Regions from separate parts of the Homo sapiens genome. Here all the other regions are linked to region 4. Evidence: chromatin contacts called from ENCODE Hi-C or POLR2A ChIA-PET data. All regions are on one chromosome and are shown on one strand. Each heading gives the region's core, a stretch centred on a gene start or an enhancer-like site at or near the end of the contact. The rest is flanking DNA. Distances are from core to core; before and after follow the strand shown.

Region 1 (4,424 bases), core at 853-3,352, 290 kb before region 4:
AATAAGGTTGCCTTTGTTTCTTCTGGGGTTTCTTTTTAGAGCTAAATTGGAGAGCTCCATAAACTTTAAGATGTAATGAACTGACTCATTTATTTCACTCTGCTTTCCATCTCTGACAGGTGCATACACACACACGCACACATACACACTCCACCACCACCACCACCACTATTGCCATCCCACTGCCACACCAGCTTCCCTACACTATAGACCACACGGTCCTTGTATGGGAATTAGGTTTACACTATGTAAATGTTCCCAAGGATCTACTATGAAGCTCTGGCAATGCTCTATTTAGCCTAGGAAATTTGCTGCGATGCCAGACTAAGAGATGGAGTTTTCTGTGGAAGATAAAAGCTGCTTCCTTTATTTGAAGAAAATTAAAGTTTATTCCACAGATCAGTGGTTAACTCTCCAGGGCAAGCCCTTTTCTTCCTCCAAACTTCAACACATATTTCTACAAGTCAGGGAAATATGAATCTTCTTCCTTGGACCAGCTAAATGGATATCCTGTGGCAAGTTATTTGGAAACAATAAAACAGGCAATCACCTGCTTAAGTGGCACAATCAGAAAGGCCAAGAGAGACTTCCGACCTTTCCCGAACACCTTAATAATTGAAACTTACATTGATACCATTCTGTTTGCAAAAAGACAGAAATTCCCTATTTTCAAGGTTCTTATGTGGTTCTGAACCATTCCTTTGAGGAACTGGTGTCAACTACTGTCACATTATATTAAAGACCTGACAAAAAAGAGACATGGGATTGATGTTTTTAACTGAGCAGAAGTTGAAAGCTACTGGGGCAGTACCTAGGGGACTTTAGGCACTGAGGGGCTAAAAATTAGATATATTGTGGTGCAGAGAGATGAAGGAAGGAAGGGAATCAAAGAAAGAAGAAGCAATGACAACCAAAGGCAAATTTTGCCTTTTTCTAGCTCCTAATCTTTATTGTAGCAGTTATCTCTTATTAAGCACTATGTACCAGGTGTGCAAAGGTCTTTGCATGTGTTTGCTCATTACACCTTTACATTTCTGTTTACAAGGAGCAGAGGGGTTTAGGGCCCTGGCTCCAGAGGTTTCTCCCTAGTAGGGGATGAGATCATCCCATGCCATGTGAGCTTGTCAGGAACTTGGCATAGACCCTGAGGTTCTACTCAGGGCCTGAGGTTCTCAAGAATGAACATTCCTGGACATTCAGTAAAGAGTTGTTAATATCCCTGCCTGGATCCCTTTCTTTCTATTTTGAGAACATTAAGAGAGGGAAGGCTACTGACACTTGGAATGAATAGTCATGGGAAAGAAAACAGTCTTCAGGAACAATTTCAGGAAGGTGTGAGAAGATGAAGTGAGGACCAGAGAATGTGTTCCTGGGTGGTGGTGACCAAAAACCACCAGGATGGACTTGAGGGTCCCTAGAAATCAACTGGGGAGGGAAATCCTAGGAGAAAGATTGGTCTTCTTGTCAACCTAGAGGGTTTTTTTTTTCCACTTACTATGGTTTCAACACTAAAATAAATATGAACTTATTCCACACCTCAAACTGGTGATTTGAAATATATTTATTGGAAATATTAAAAATCTATATTTTTACTTTAGGGCAGATAATTGTGTTTTACCTCAATGTTCTAGTTTGTATTTAGCTTAAAGGACATCCTTGAAATATCTGTTTTTTATAAGAGCTTCAGAGTTAAAAGGGGAAAGGAAGATTGTTTAGGTTGAGAGGGTTCTGTTTGGGTTTGCTTTGCTGTTGTCGGGGGCGCTGGGGTGATTAGCATCATGCAGGGCATGTGATTCTGACACCCTCTTCTGTGGTGGGGGTGAGAAGGCACCGGTGCCACTAGTCCCTGACCTGTCCCTCAGACAAGTTACAAATGAAGACTGAGGGGGTGGAGTAGCTATGGAAACCAGGAGGGAAGGATTTTTTTTTTTAATGCAAATGAATTAGAACAAAATGACTGGCATCCCTTTTTCTTTTTCCATCTGTGACAAAAGTTCTGTGTCCTGGTTTCTACCTTCACTTGGAGTAAATTATGGGGGAAAGAACATCATGAAGACCTGCTATTGTCAGAGTGTCATTTCCTCTTTCTATCTTTCTGTGGATTAATTTTAAATCCATTTGATAGAATTAATCATATAAGCCAGTCTCATTTCCCTGCAAATGTCTGCCTTCGTGCAGGTGATTCTGTAGAAAGGAGTTTCTCCAATAAAGCAGAGCTTCTCTTTCAACTCCATGGACATCAGAGAGAGTCCCTTTCAAAAAAGGAGGCTCAGGTCTGGAGAGACAAAGGCCTCTACTTTCGAAAAGGCCTCTTGGATCAAGCCCAGGTATGAGTCGTCAGTACCACGTTTGTCTCTGTGTCACAGCATTTGAGATTTTCATGAGGCTACCTGACCTCAATCTGTTTCCTTTTATATATTAACTCTTTAGGTCCCAATGGGACATACCCATTTTATGAGTTACTGACATTTATAACTTACCTCATTTTAGCATAAACTTTCTGCCTTTTGTTCTTTTGTGGACAACATATTAGCTCTTGGATTCTGAGTTTTTAAATGGTATAATTTTTGTTTGGCTCCAGGCAACAGTAGTTCTACTTTGTGTCTGAGCCTCCCGTCATCATCTGTCACTCTGTGCCCACTTGTTCTATTAAAGTATCATCAGGAAGGCACACAATTGATCCAGGGTAAAAAATTCTGCTCCAACAGTGAATGAATCATTCAATGTTGTGTGTCCACTGGGAGAAAAAAAAACTCCACGCAGCATATTCATTTTCACAATTTTTATGTACTACCATGAAGTACATAAAAATTACTGTAGGAATTTTATTTTATTTTATTTATTTTTTTTGAGATGGAGTCTCGCTCTTTAGCCCAGGCCGGACTGCAGTGGCGCTATCTCGGCTCACTGCAAGCTCCGCCTCCCGGGTTCACGCCATTCTCCTGCCTCAGCCTCCTGAGTAGCTGGAACTACAGGCACCCGCCACCGCGCCTGGCTAATTTTTTTTGTATTTTTAGTAGAGACGGGGTTTCACCGTCTTAGCCAAGATGGTCTCGATCTCCTGACCTCGTGATCCGCCCGCCTCGGCCTCCCAAAGTGCTGGGATTACAGGCGTGAGCCACCGAGCCCGGCCTATTGTAGGAATTATTACACTCACTTTGTTTCACTCTGCTCTACCTTCTAAATCTGAACATGTCCTGTTCTATTGATACTTTCTCCTGTCAATAGTCATGCTAGTGATGGAAGAACCTTGGCCAATATGATTAGAGTCTGAAAGATTCTCCTGGGTGATGTAAAACGAGCTCATAGGCAGAGGGGAGAACTTCCTTCTGTAACACACAGGCTGGCTTCTGACTCACCTACAAAAAAAGAAAAAAAGAGAGCTACTTGGTTCCACTGTCTCTTTGGATCTCATGAGTTGAAAGCTGAGGCTGTACTCCCCAACAAACATGAGTATTTCAGTTCTAAGTAGGTGACTGGAGAAAGATGAAATCCACTCAATTTGAAGAACATTTAAAAAATATGTTTTCATGCTTTGGAAAAGTTTCAGTGTGTCAGGTAAAATACTTGAAACTAAAAATTGTTGTAGATTTTGTACTATCGTTGGCCTGGAAGAGCAGTTCACATTTAATTAACGTTCTAAGGTAACACTGTGGCATAGTTATAGGACTGCAAGTAACAATTCACAAAATGAATTAATCATTGGATCCTGCTATGTTCTGAATGTTTGTGCTCCACAAAACTCATGTGTTGAAATCCGATGCCCCAAGGTGATGGTATTAGGAGGCGGGGCCTTTTAGAGGCAACCAGATCATGAGGGCAGAGCTAATGGCACTAATGGGATGAGTGTCCTTATAAAAGAGACCCCAGGCTGGGCACGGTGGCTCATGCCTGTAATCCCAGCACTTTGGGAGGCCAAGGCAGGTGGATCACGAGGTCAGGAGTTCGAGACCAGGGTGGCCAACATAGTGAAACCCTGTCTCTACTAAAAATACAAAAAATTAGCCGGACGTGGTGGTGTGCACTTGTAATCCCAGCTACTGGGGAAGCTGAGGCAGGAGAATTGCTTGAACCTGGGCGGCGGAGGTTGCAGTGAGCCAAGATCATGCCATTGCACTCCCGCCAGGTCGACAGTGCGAGACTCCGTCTCAAAAAAAAATTAATAAATAAAAATAAAAAAATAAAAAGAGACCCCAGAGAGACCCTCGCCCCCTCTACCACGGGAGGACACAGCAAGAAGATGCCATCTATACGCCAGAAAGTGGTCTCTCTCCAGACAGCAAATCTGTCTTGATCTTAGACTTGCCAGCCTTCAGAAATGTGAGAAAGAAATCTCTGTTGTTTATGAGCCACCCACTCAGTTTATAGATTTTGTTATGCAGTGTGAACAGGTTAAGACAGATCCCTCAATCTTTTATTCAAGA
Region 2 (4,054 bases), core at 578-3,077, 390 kb before region 4:
TAGTTAACAAGATTCAGTAACTCATGGGATATTGGACTGAGGGCCTCAGTCTCTTGCTGGATATTGGTCTTGGACTGCCCTCTGCTCCTTGCCATGGGGCTTTCTCAACATGACCTTTGCTTTCTTAAAGTAAGCAAGAGGCCATGTGTGGTGGCTCATGCCTGTAATTCCAAAACTTTGGGAGGACAAAGTGAGAGGATCACTTGAGCCCAGGAGTTTGATACCAGCCTAAGTAACATAATGAGACTCTACAAAAAATAGAAAAAAATAGCCAGGGGCACACACCTGTGGTCCCAGCTACTTGGGAGGCTGAGGTGGAAGAATTGCTTGGGCCCAAGGGGTCAAGACTACAGTGAGCTGTGATCATGCCACTGCACTCCAGCCTGGACAAGAGATCAAGACCATCTCCCTCCCACTACCCAGAAAAGCTAGCAAGAGTGAGCATCTCCAAGCAAGATGGGGTACAATTTTATGTTGCACAATCGTATCCCATCAGCTTTGCCATATTCTACTGGTTAGAAGCAATTAACAAGTCTCACCCACACTCAAGGGGAGGGGATTTACACAAGACATGAATAGCATAAGGTGGGTGTATTAGTCTGTTCTTACACGGCTGTAAAGGATTGCCTAAGACTGGGAAATTTGTAAAGAAAAGATGTTTAATTGGCTCACAGTGCCACGGGCTGTACAAGAAGCAAGGCTGAAGAAGCTTCAGGAAACTTTCAATCATGGCAGAAGGTGAAGGGGAAACTGGCAAGTCTTACATGACAGGAGCAGGACAAAGAGAGAGCGGGGAGGTGCCACACAGTTTTAAACAACCAAATCTTGCAAGAAATCACTCACTATCATGAGAACAGCAAGGGGGTAATCCACCCCCACGATCCAATCACCTCCCACCTGGCCCCTTCTCCAACACTGAGGATTACAATTCAAGATGAGATTTGGGCAGGCCACAGACCCAAATCATACCAGTGGGCATCATGGGGGCCCTCTTAGACTCTGCTGCATGTTTCATTTCACGATTATTTAATATAATTTTTCATATAATAATTTGTCATATAAAGGAGGCAGATATTTAAAAATTGATCTGCTCAGGGTGTCAGATGCACTAGGTACACCACTGCCCTTTATCCTACTTAATTTTTGTCATAATACTTGCCTGATTTATTGTATATTTTCATTATTTTATATAACATTTAATATATTTATATATTTTATTAATATATAATGAACAATAAAAGTTTATTAATATATGTTCATATTTCATAGTCTATATTATTTAACATTTATTATATATTTTATGTGTTATTCACCTTGTATGTTTATTTGTTCATTGTCATCTCCGCCTTATAACCTCCTTAAGGGCAGGACTTTTTCTGGTGTGTTCACTATATTCAGCACCTAGAGCATTGGCTGGCACATTAGAAGAACTCAATAAATATTTGATGGCTAACTATGTGTAATGTTCAGAAGTGTTAATATAGGAGACTAGATTGTAAACTCCCCACGTATTTTAAAATCTCATAGATTTTTAAATTAGGTTTTATATGAACCACCCTCTAGCCTTTTAGTTTTCCCCTAGCTTTACCTCCTCATTTCTAAATTTGTTTGTATTTCTAACCCTGTACTTTGTCAATGTGATACTAAAATAGCTGAATATAAAGTGAGATTTTGGTAAATGACCCATGATTTTTTTTTTAGTAATACCAAATGACAGTCCATCATAGCCAGTCTGTCTTCTGGCAGCCCTGATTTCTGAACTTTGCACATATTGGAGATTATTTTGCTTCTTTCTACCTACAGAACATGTAGGGGCCTGGGGATGTGGCAAGAATCTCACACCTCTTGGAAAGAGGAAGTGAAATTGGCCTTTTGCAACTTCATTTTAATAAAGGGCCTGAGTTAAAGTCTAATCCCAGCCGGCTGAGCCAGTGATAATGTAAGAGTGTGTGTGTGTGTGTGTGTGTGACCATTTTCCTTGGAGAATCCTGCTTCTTAGACTATAATCCTAGATATTATAAATGAATAAATAAATAAAGAACCATGAAACTCTGGTTGGCAGCGCAGGTTAATGATCTGATTGTGGCAAGAGAGGACCTTGAGTCTTATCAATTTTGTATGTTTGTACTGGGGGAGCTTGTAGGGAGGATAGGGTTGCAGCAAGTACTTGTGGAATATTGATGGATATTCAAGGCAAATATAGACCCAGGAATTATGAAGTAAGCACTTACAGGAATCCAAAAGCCCATAAATTAATGGACATCTCCAAAGCATTGTAATACCTTGATAGTATAAGAATCGTGCTCTCTAATAACTTAAAACATGGCCTTATTTTTGAAATCAAAACCTTCAGCATAAACACATGTCCCTTTTGTGCTTACATACCTTATGGCTGCCATTAGCTACAGCTCTTTATACATGGGGCACTGTATATTATTATTAAAACCATCCAGCAAAAAATGATCTCCTGTTGCAACTTTGAATGTACTTAGTGAAATAACTTTCCAGACCTCATAGAGCATTTGGAAATATTTTCCTTATATACAGAACTCTAACTACTAAGTACCATTCTTTCCCAAGGTCTTCAGAGTTCTTTTTTCTTTTCTTTTCTTTCTTCCTTTTTTTTTTTCTTTTTTGAGACAAGGTCTTGCTGCATCACCCAGGCTGGAGGGCAGTGGCATGACCATGACTCACTGCAGCCTCAACCTCCCAGGCTCAAGCAATCCTCCTGCCTTAGGCCTCCCAAGTAGCTGGGACTACAGGCGCATGCCACCACGCCTGGCTAGCTTTTTAATTTTTTTGTAGAGATGGTGTCTCACTATGTTACCCAGGCGGACAGAGTTCTTATTTCTAGGAATAATAACATGAATATTTACTCATTCATTAAAAGAGAAAGGTTTTACGCTTAATACTTTCGTTGTTCTGTTTTTTCTTAAGGTCAGCACCAGAGCTACTTAATAAATAATTGTGCTGTCCTGAAACCACTTTGGGGTAACTCAGCAGAGAACCCAGGCTGCCAACCCAGGGCAATATGAGTACAGTTCCTTCAGGCTGGGAGGGATCCTGGGCTTGTGGCCACCCTAGGGGCTGCATATTGTTGACTCAGGGAGAGCCATGCCTGCCTAAGGGTAGAAAGGGAAAGCCTGTAGCAAGCAGGAAGAGTTGATAGGTACTAAGATGGAGAACATTCATAATATAAAACCATTGTAACCACTTTTAAGTGCACAATTCAGTGACATTAAGTACATTCAAAATGTATGCAACCATTACCACTATCCATTTCCGGGACTCTTCCATCATTCCAAACTCCGTGCTCATTATACAGTAACTTTCCATTCACCCTGTCCCTCAGTCCCCGGTAACCTCTATCAAACTTTCTATCTCTATGAACTTGTCTATTCTAGGTACCCCATATAAGTGGAACCATATATTTGTCCCTTCTTGCCTGGCTTATTTCACTTAGCATGATGTTTTCAAGGTTCATCCATGTTATAGCACATGTCTGACTATTCATCATTTTAAAAATTCATCATTTTTAAGGATGAATATTTACATGACATTTTGTTTATCCATTCATCTGTCAAAGAGCAGTGAGGTTGTTTCCCATCTTTTGCCTACGGTGAGTAATGCTGCTATCAACACTGATGTTCAAGTATCTATTAAAATCTCTGTTTTCATTCTTTTGGGTGTATACCTAGGCAGATGAGGGTTTTGTTTTTGTTTTTGACCATCAGAGTTCCAACTGGTGCTACTTTTCCTTTTAAATACATTCTAGGTCTATTTGAGTTTTTTGTTTGTTTGTTTGTTTTTGTTTTGTTTTGTTTTGGGGGACAGGGTCTTCTTGCTGTGTCACCCAGACTGGAGTGCAGTGACACAGTGACATGATCACTGCAGCCTCAACCTCCCAGGCTCAAGTAATCCTCCCAACTCAACCTCCTGAGTAGCTGGGACTACAGGCATGAGCCACCGTGCCCAGTTGAGTTTTTAAAAAATTTTTGTAGAGAAGTGGTCTCCCTGTGTTGCCCAGGCTTCTATTTGTTACATAGTCATAACA
Region 3 (4,187 bases), core at 1,090-3,589, 350 kb before region 4:
TGTATAAGAAATAAATTTTTGTTTTTGTTTTTTAATAAATTACCTAGTCTCAGGTATTCTGTTATAGAGCAGAAGCCAGGCTAAGACTGTGTTCATAATAGTGGCTCATCATTTGTTTGGCAATATATTTGTTATTAAAATATTTCACTGTGACAATACTCACTGTGATAAATTTTATTCTACAAACAACTTTCTTTAGGGTATTTTTTTACAATCTGAGGATTATACAAAACCACCTGATAAAAATAGGCGCAATAATTCTTGGGCTTTTAGTTTCAAAGTCTGTTTTCCCATCTGTTATCCAAAGTCTGGGTCGGTCTACACAACCAAAGCAAAATGTAGGATTCTGTAATTATCCTTTGACTCAGAGACAAATAGAATATCAGTAGAAAAGGGACATCTGTGCTCATCTGATTCAATACCAGTCAGAAATATGATTCTTTGAAACATCTAACAACCATAGAGGACAATCTGCTTTATTGAACCCATGAATTCAAATTCTAATCTCATCTGGAAACACCCTCACAGACACACCCCAAAGTAATGTTTAGCTAAATACCTGGCATCCGGATCCAGTCAAGTTGACACAAACAATTAACCATCAAATCCCACATCTCTAAGGCCTTCATGGCACCTAATACAAAGTAGGTGCTCAGTAAATGTTTTCTTATTGAGTGGATGAATGAATGTATTTTTATTATTTCCAGTGAAATCGTAAAGATGACTATGGATGAAGAACTACAAAGTTAGTAAAAAGTAACTGACAGACCGCTCTTAGCCTGCTAGCCTGCTGACAGATTGTACTGCTTAGGTTGATTGACAGTTACTCTCAGAGTATTAACTGTATAACTGAGAGTAACTCAAAGTAGTAACATGTCTACATATGGGGAAGACTTCACTTGAGTCTCACTGATCCTCAAAGCAGACACTCAAAATAAATGTGCTGTGAGTTTAGTTTAGATCCAGTCCAGATGCTATTTGAAGAAAGAAGGGAAAGGAAAGGAAAAGAAAGAAAGAGGGAAGGAAGGAAGGAAGGAAGGAAGAAAGGAAGGAGGGAAAGAAGGAAGGAAGGAAGTGAAGTAAGTTCAAAGTTACTTGTTTAAAAAATAAATACAAAGAAAATATTCTTTTCTGGCTGCCAATCTGTTAAAAAATTAAAAAGTAATATATAGTTTGGGGTTGTAATTATCAGGCTATTGTAATTTGCCCTAATTTTTGTACAGTTTTATTTATTTCAAATGTCCAATTTTAAGGAGAAGATAATAGACTTCAAATTATGGATAGAGAGATTGTAATAGAAATCTCTTCAGATACTAAGAAACCTGGTTTCATTTCATTCTCTTTGACATTTCATTCTCTTTGATCTTTAATATCCTTATCATTGGTCCTAAAATCCACTAGCTCTTTTTGGGTTACATGAACATTATTAACTTCAGATATTCTACAAGTCATGCATGTTGACTTGGGGTTCTGGTTTTGGCTATTATCTTATGCAGACTGGTGCCGTCTACCAGCAGCTTGGTACACACATTTTTTTCCTCACCAAAGATGGATTAAAGAAATAAAGTAGCAGAAGTTTTGTGAATAGTGGGTTTGACAGTAATGCATATACCAAGATATATGCTGGTAAAATGTATCCATCCAGCAGCCTTAATTTTTACATATAAAGTTGTCCCTTGGTATTCACGGGGGATTGGTTCCAGGACCCCCTGTGGGTACCAAAATCTGCAGATACTCAAATCCCTGATATAAGATGGTGTAGTGTTTGCATACAACCTATGCACATCCCCCATATACTTTAAATCATATCTAGATTACTTATAATGCCTAATATAATGTAAATGCTATGTAAATAGTTGTTGCATTGTGTTGGTTTTTTATTTGTTTTTTTGTTGTTGTTGTCATTTTAATTTTTTTCAGACATTTTTGGTCTATGGTTGGTTGTATTTGCAGATGCAGAATCCTCATATACAGAGGGCCAGCTGTAACTCATATGTTTTCAAGAGGATCTTCTCAATATAACAATGTGTAGCTTATGGCCAGGCACAGTGGCACACGCCTGTAATCCCAGCACTTTGAGATGCCAAGGCTGGCAGATCTCTTGAGCTCAGGAGTTTGAGACCAGCCTGCAAAACACAGTGAAACCCTGCCTCTATAAAAAATACAAAAATTAGGTGGGCATGGTAGTCTGTGAATGTAGTTCCAGCTACTTGGGAGGTTGAGGTGGAAGGATCACTTGACCCCAGGAGGTCAAGGCTGCAGTGAGTCATGAGTGTGCCACTGCACTCCAGCCTGTGCGACAGAGTGAGACTCCGTCTCAAGAAAAGAAAAGAAAAAGGAAACTGCAACGATGAACAGATCAGAATAGGCGACATGCACTGAACAAGGTAAAAAAGACAGAAAATTATCTGGAGAGGTGGCCGGAGGACACATCAAGAAGCGCCTTGTACATTGGTAAGGATTGTGGATTTTATGGTGATTAAAAGTTGCTGTGGGGTTTTTTGAGTACAGGAATGACTTAACCGGTATAATGTTTGTAAAAGGATCCATTTGGCTGCTGTGCAGAGAAATAGACAGGACAAAGTAAGTGGAGAAGCCAGGATACATACAGGAAGCTATGGTCATTGTCCTGGTGAAAGCAATCCACAACTTGGGCCTGGTAGGGACAAAGGTGAAAAGTTGCTAATTCTACATGTATTCTTTGATGGATTGGGCATGGAGAGGGAGAGAAAGGGAGTGGTCAATAAGATTCCAAAGTTTTGGGCCCAAGCAATTGAGTAAAACCGTGGTGACTTTTACTGAAATAGGAAAAACTGAGGTGGGTCAGTCTGGGGCAGGGGGAAATATGAAATTCCATTTGAGAGCTGTTAAGTTTGAGATATCTATTATATAATCAAGTGGGTATGTCAAGTAGGCATTTGTTGGTTTTTATAATTGTATTAGTCAGGGTTCTCTAGAGGGACAGAACTAATGGGATAATATATGATATATACATATATATGATATATATATATATATATCAATTGTACCCCAAACCTCAGCATCACATAATATACTCATGTAACAAACCCACACATGTATCCCTGAATCTAAAATAAAAGATGAAATTATAAAAAAAGTTATATTGAAGCGTGAAATATTGATTACAATTTTGAAGCATAAAATATATCGATTATTATCATGGTTATTACTGAGTATCAACTTGATTGGATTGAAGGATGCAAAGCACTGATCCTGCGTGAGTCTGTGAGGGTGTTGCCAAAGGAGATTAACATTTGAGTCATATATATATATATAGATATAGATATATAGATATAGATATAGATATAGTTTAGTAAGTATTAACTCACACAATCACAAGGTCCCACAATAGGCCATCTGCAGGCTGAGGAGCAAGGAAAGCCAGTCTGAGTCCCAAAGCTGAAGAACATGGAGTCTGATGTTTGAGGGCAGGAAGGGTCCAGCATGAGAGAAAGATGTAGGCTGGGAGGCTAGGCCAGTCTAGTCTTTTCATGTTTTTTTGTTGTTTTTTTTTTTTTCTGCCTGCTTTATATTATAGCCATGCTGGCAGCTGATTAGATGGTGCCCACCCAGATTAAGGGTGGGTCTGCCTTTCCCAACCCACTGACTCAAGTGTTAATCTTCTTTGGCAACACCCTCACAGACACCTGCAGGATCAGTGCTTTGCATCCTTCAATCCAATCAAGTTGACACTCAGTATTAACCATGATAATAATAAATATATTCTGTGCTTCAAAATAGTTGTAATCAATATTTGACACTTCAATATAACTTTTTTTTATAATTTCATCTTTTATTTTAGATTCGGGGATACATGTCTGGGTTTGTTACGTGGGTATATTATGTGATGCTGAGGTTTGGGGTACAAATGATCCCATCACCCAGGTATTGTTCACAGTACCCAATAGTTATTCAACCCTTGCTCCCCTTCTTCCTTCCTCCCTCTAGTAGTCCCCACTGTCTACCATTGCCATCTTTATGTCCATGAATATCCAATGTTTAGCTCCCACTTATAAGTGAGAACATGCGGTATTTGGCTTTCTGTTCCTGTGTTAATTTGCTTAGGGTAATGGCCTCCAGCTGTGTCCATGTTCCTGCAAAGAACATGATTTTGGTCTTTTTTCTGGCTGCATCAAGTAGGCATTTGGATATGAAGTCTGGTGTTC
Region 4 (4,104 bases), core at 209-2,708:
GGCCTCCCAAAGTGCTGGGATTATAGGCATGAGCCACCGCGCCTGACCTCTATTTAGAGTTTCAATAAGATTTTTTTTAAAGGGTGGAAGGCCAACCGCAGGTGGCTCATGCCTGTAATCCCGGCACTTTGGGAGGCAGAGGTTGGGGGGCAGGGGGAATAGCTTGGGCTCAGGAGTTCCTAGATCAGCCTGGGCAACACTTCGAGATCCCCATCTCTACTAAAAACACAAAAATTAGCCAGGCGTGGTGGAGGGTGCCTATAGTTCCAGCTACTCAGGAGGCTGAGGTGGGAGGATCGGGAGATCGAGGCCACAGTGGGCGGTGACGGGCCCACTACACTCCAGCCTGGGACCAAAAAAAAAGGAGGGGGGGGAATGAAATGAGTTACGTAAATGAGATTATATGGAGATTACAGTACATTTGCCTTTGATAATATAAGACTTGTTCTTGAGCATAGTCTGGGGAAAAAGCAACAAAGTAAAAGATACAGGAAAAAGGATGAGTGATGGGGCAAAATCTCCAAAAAGGTAGGAGAAGAGTCAAAGCTTTAGGCGGAGGGAAGAGAAGTAAGGTGGGAGGGAGAGAGACGGAATTAGAAAAACATTTGTTTAGGACAGTGAAAAATACCTCACTAAGAAGGGACAGTTGCAGATGCAGATAGGTCTTCTGACTCGTAGCCTCAACAACTAAATTAGGTTTAAGCTTCTTTCAGGCAGTGTCCATGTTTGACCATATATGCACAACTCATTCAAAAACAAAACTAGTACAACGCTTTGTTGGGAACTCAAATAAATGAATAAAAGCGCAACAAGTCAGTGAGATGCTGACGGGGGTTAGATGCTTTTCCATTTCACCCATCACCGCTGCTGCTCGAGCAGGCCCAAAAACTCTCCCAGGGACCCTGCGATGGGGCGGGGGTGCGAGCCAGCAATCAAAAACTTCCAGCGCTGGGGGTATCACTTTCACACCCGCTGTCCCGGCGAACACCGCACACCCACGCCGCAAGGGGGCGGGCCCCACCTCGGTCTTTGCGGGAGGGCGGCTCTGCCTTCCCGAGCACTGCAAAATCGCAGCAGGGTGGAGGGTCCGCCTGCAAAGCAGAGCGCGCAGGCCCGGGTTGCGGGGGCGAGCCCCTCCGGGAACGCGCGACCCGAGACGCCGCTGCCCTGGACACCGACGCGCCGCCTCAACGCGCGCCTCCACCGCCAGCCCCGGCCCGCCCCGCCTCACCGGTACCCATAACCGCTACCCCTCCTCCCACCGGCCACCCCAAGGATCTCCTACGCTGCTCCGGGCAGCGAGAACCGCAACGCCCGCTCACCTGACCAGGCCGTAACCCGCCGCACTGCCACCCCGTCAGCCCCGCAGCGACTCACGCCGAGCCCGGCAGTGACTCACGCAAAGCCCCGCCTCCTGCGCTTCCCCACAAGCCCCCGCGGCCTCGCCCCGCCCCCTTTAGCCTGGGCTTGAGCGCGCGCAGAAGTCAGCTTCGTGACTTCCTTCTCAGGATGGAACCAGCTTGGTGGCTTGAGGGTATGTAAAAGCAATATCTGAGCCTTCTGCCTGCTTCCAATATGACTAAGCTTAAAAGGAGATAACCCAAAAACTGCAGGATCATCCTGATTTTCTGATCTCCAAAACAATAAAACCTTGAATATTTCCCTGGACTCCCTTAAACAGTTTAATCCCTAATATTTACCTTGCTAATCTCTGACCTTTGTGACATTAATTTGTCTGACCTTTGTGAGTATAATAACCATGTGAGAAAGTTACTGTTTTTCCACCATGAACAGACTACTGTCAACCGGTAATCCTGGTAATTTTAGGGGATTTTTTTTTCCCTTTAAGTACTGGTTGGCAAACTAGTCCTTCCGTCTAACTCCTCGCATCTTTTGCAAGTAAACCCCTTTTCTAAGTGAATCTATCTCTGAGTCTTTCTTTGACATGTGCCAGTGTTACAATCTGTCTTTAGATATGCTCTGGCTTACAGAGAAAAAAGAACGAAACTTTTAACACTTTTTGCTTCTGCTTCCCGTGTGAGGGAGTCTTCGTTGCAATGACAACTCTTAAACGAAAGCAAAACAAAAATAATTGCAGAAGTCCACAGAAGCAAACACAAACAAATGAAACTTTCCATTTAAAACAGGACTGTAACCTCAAATATCCTCAAAATCCAGATCGGTGGTTCTCAGTCTTGACTGAGCTTTGGAATCACTTAGGGAGTATATACATATACACGTGTGTGTGTGTGTGTGTTTGTGTCTGTGTGTGTGTGTGTGTGTGTGTGTGTGTGTGTGTGTGTGTGTATACTGATTTCTGTGTCCTATCCCAGAGATTCTGATGTAACTAGTCTTGAGTGAAGCCAATCAGAATTTTTTAAAGCATAGGATACGGCTGTGCATTTGAAGCTGGAAGCCACTAACCCAGGCGCTGATCAATGAAGAACTAGGCTGGAGTGCTGTCTTACAAGGTCATATCATTAGCACATCCTTCCCATTGCTTAATTATTGGTATCTTTATATTTTAAAATCATAGTAGTCAAATCATTAAGTGTACGTCAAAATATTTACTAATGAAATGATTCTTTGGTTGTATTAGGGAGATAGAGAACTGACTTTTAATAATTTTTTTATTAAGTATTTAAAAGCAAATATTGATTTACTGGTGTTTTTAACAAAAGCAACCACATTTGTTTTATTAATTCTGACAGAGTTGATTGAGAAGAGAGATAAGGGGGCTAGCTGGCTGCTCTAGTAAAACCTCATAGACCCTTAGGTGACCCTGCTTTTCTCTCTCTTTTTCTCTCTCAAACCATACAATAATCAGAAGTAGCTTAGTGAATATAGAGTCAAAGTGAGAAAAGTTAATCAAATGGTTTTGATGGTCATCATCACCTAATTCTGAGGCTCCTGCTGTCCCACAAAACCTGTGCCTGCAATGGCAGCCTTCTCTCCTGTGAGCTCAGACCTAGGCCACCTTAAGTTCTTTCCTAGATTCCTTGCAGACCTCCCCACTTCTATTGGCAGTTATCTTTAAATGGATTTCAACAAAATGTGTAAATAATGCCTTTCTTTTAAGTCTCTTTTATTCATTTACTCCAGTCATCTCAATTGAACTTATCATTAATACCTGAAGAGTTATTTTCAAAGAGACAAACCTCTTTATGTGTTTTATGTGTTGCAGTTGTAATGGTCAGTGGAAATAAACAGGAGTGTTTATTATTGCAACAATAAAATGCTGCAATTAATGATTGTAAATGCTATTAATTTTAATATCCAAAACAATTATTGGGCTCTTTCAAATAGTTAAAGAGTCTGACAGTTAATGTAAATCTTAAGAAAGGAAGTATTAGCTAAGTAACTTTAGGAAGAAAATGAACCTTGGGACTTCCTGTTATGGAGATACTATGTTAAGTTTGGTTGCATGTGACAGAAAGCCCAAAATAAGAGTGGCTTAAACATGAAAGATTATTTTTCTTTCATGTAAAACTGAATATAAGCAATCCAGGATTAGTGTGACAGTTTCGGTGTGAGACCCAGGCTCCTTCCTGGCTGCTCTGTGATCTTCAGCATATGGCTTTCATTCATGGTTCAAGCTGGCTGCTCAAGCTCCCACGATCTTGTCTGAAATCCAGTCGGCAGAAAAGGGCAAGAGTGGGAATAACGGTACCCCCTGCCCATTAAGAATACTTCCTTTTGCATGCCATTGGTGAGGACATAGACACACGCCTACTTCTGGTTGCAAGGGAGGTCAAGAGTCTGTACTCTTGACAGTCATTTGTGTACCTAAAAACTGAGACTTCAGTGAATAAGGAAGAAGAGGAGAGCAGATACTGAGGGGTAACCAGCAGCCTCTGTCAGGGGTCTTAATAAATATTCTTTAAAAAATAATGAATGAATAAGTGAGTAGATACTACTAGAAATCCAGGCTCACTACAACATGAGGAAAAGGGTTGAATTTTGCAATCCTGATTCTGCTACTGACTAAGAATGTGGCTTAATCTGATCCTCAGTTGTCTAGGTAAAATTAAAGTGGTGAAGATAAAAATACCCACCAGAGTGAGAAAATGAATATAAAAGGACTACTTAGCACAGCTTGGGACA

The links. A loop is a pair of places that touch in the nucleus more often than their neighbours do. ChIA-PET counts read pairs that join two places held with the same protein, here RNA polymerase II (POLR2A). Pooled maps may share reads with other maps.
Region 1: a loop to region 4 is called in a pooled map, with 2.5 times the contacts of the local background. The contact joins the promoter of LINC02156 here to the promoter of RPAP3-DT in region 4. A Hi-C loop is called at or near these places in 6 of 50 pooled maps. POLR2A ChIA-PET finds 5 or more read pairs at or near these places in 2 of 52 experiments (activated T-cell and activated naive CD4-positive, alpha-beta T cell).
Region 2: a pooled map shows a loop between it and region 4 (5-fold over the local background). The contact joins the enhancer-like site here to the promoter of RPAP3-DT in region 4. A Hi-C loop is called at or near these places in 1 of 37 single-sample maps with no recorded cell type and 5 of 50 pooled maps. POLR2A ChIA-PET finds 5 or more read pairs at or near these places in 1 of 52 experiments (CD8-positive, alpha-beta memory T cell).
Region 3: a map with no recorded cell type shows a loop between it and region 4 (8-fold over the local background). The contact joins the promoter of LINC02416 here to the promoter of RPAP3-DT in region 4. A Hi-C loop is called at or near these places in 1 of 168 maps with a recorded cell type or tissue (B cell), 1 of 37 single-sample maps with no recorded cell type and 8 of 50 pooled maps.

Annotation. Positions count from the first base shown.
Region 1 is chr12:47,412,906-47,417,329 of GRCh38, forward strand. It overlaps LINC02156 (long intergenic non-protein coding RNA 2156), which reads left to right and starts at 2,103. Exons shown (of 2, transcript NR_149087.1): 1 at 2,103-2,327.
Region 2 is chr12:47,311,109-47,315,162 of GRCh38, forward strand. No RefSeq gene overlaps it. Among named protein-coding and RNA genes, the nearest start is that of LINC02416, 41 kb to the right of the region's middle. RefSeq lists an enhancer at 1,711-1,760. Within about 2 kb of position 1,828, at least 3 of the 41 ENCODE cell types and tissues checked have a DNase peak (open chromatin) inside an H3K27ac peak, as active enhancers do.
Region 3 is chr12:47,351,429-47,355,615 of GRCh38, forward strand. LINC02416 (long intergenic non-protein coding RNA 2416) reads left to right here and starts at 2,340. Exons shown (of 4, transcript NR_183615.1): 1 at 2,340-2,454.
Region 4 is chr12:47,704,630-47,708,733 of GRCh38, forward strand. It overlaps RPAP3-DT (RPAP3 divergent transcript), which reads left to right and starts at 1,459. Exons shown (of 4, transcript NR_183480.1): 1 at 1,459-1,534. RPAP3 (RNA polymerase II associated protein 3) reads right to left here and starts at 1,401. Exons shown (of 17, transcript NM_024604.3): 1 at 1,323-1,401. RefSeq lists enhancers at 615-1,116, 1,117-1,616, 1,337-1,631, 1,563-1,712 and silencers at 863-952, 983-1,272, 1,343-1,422.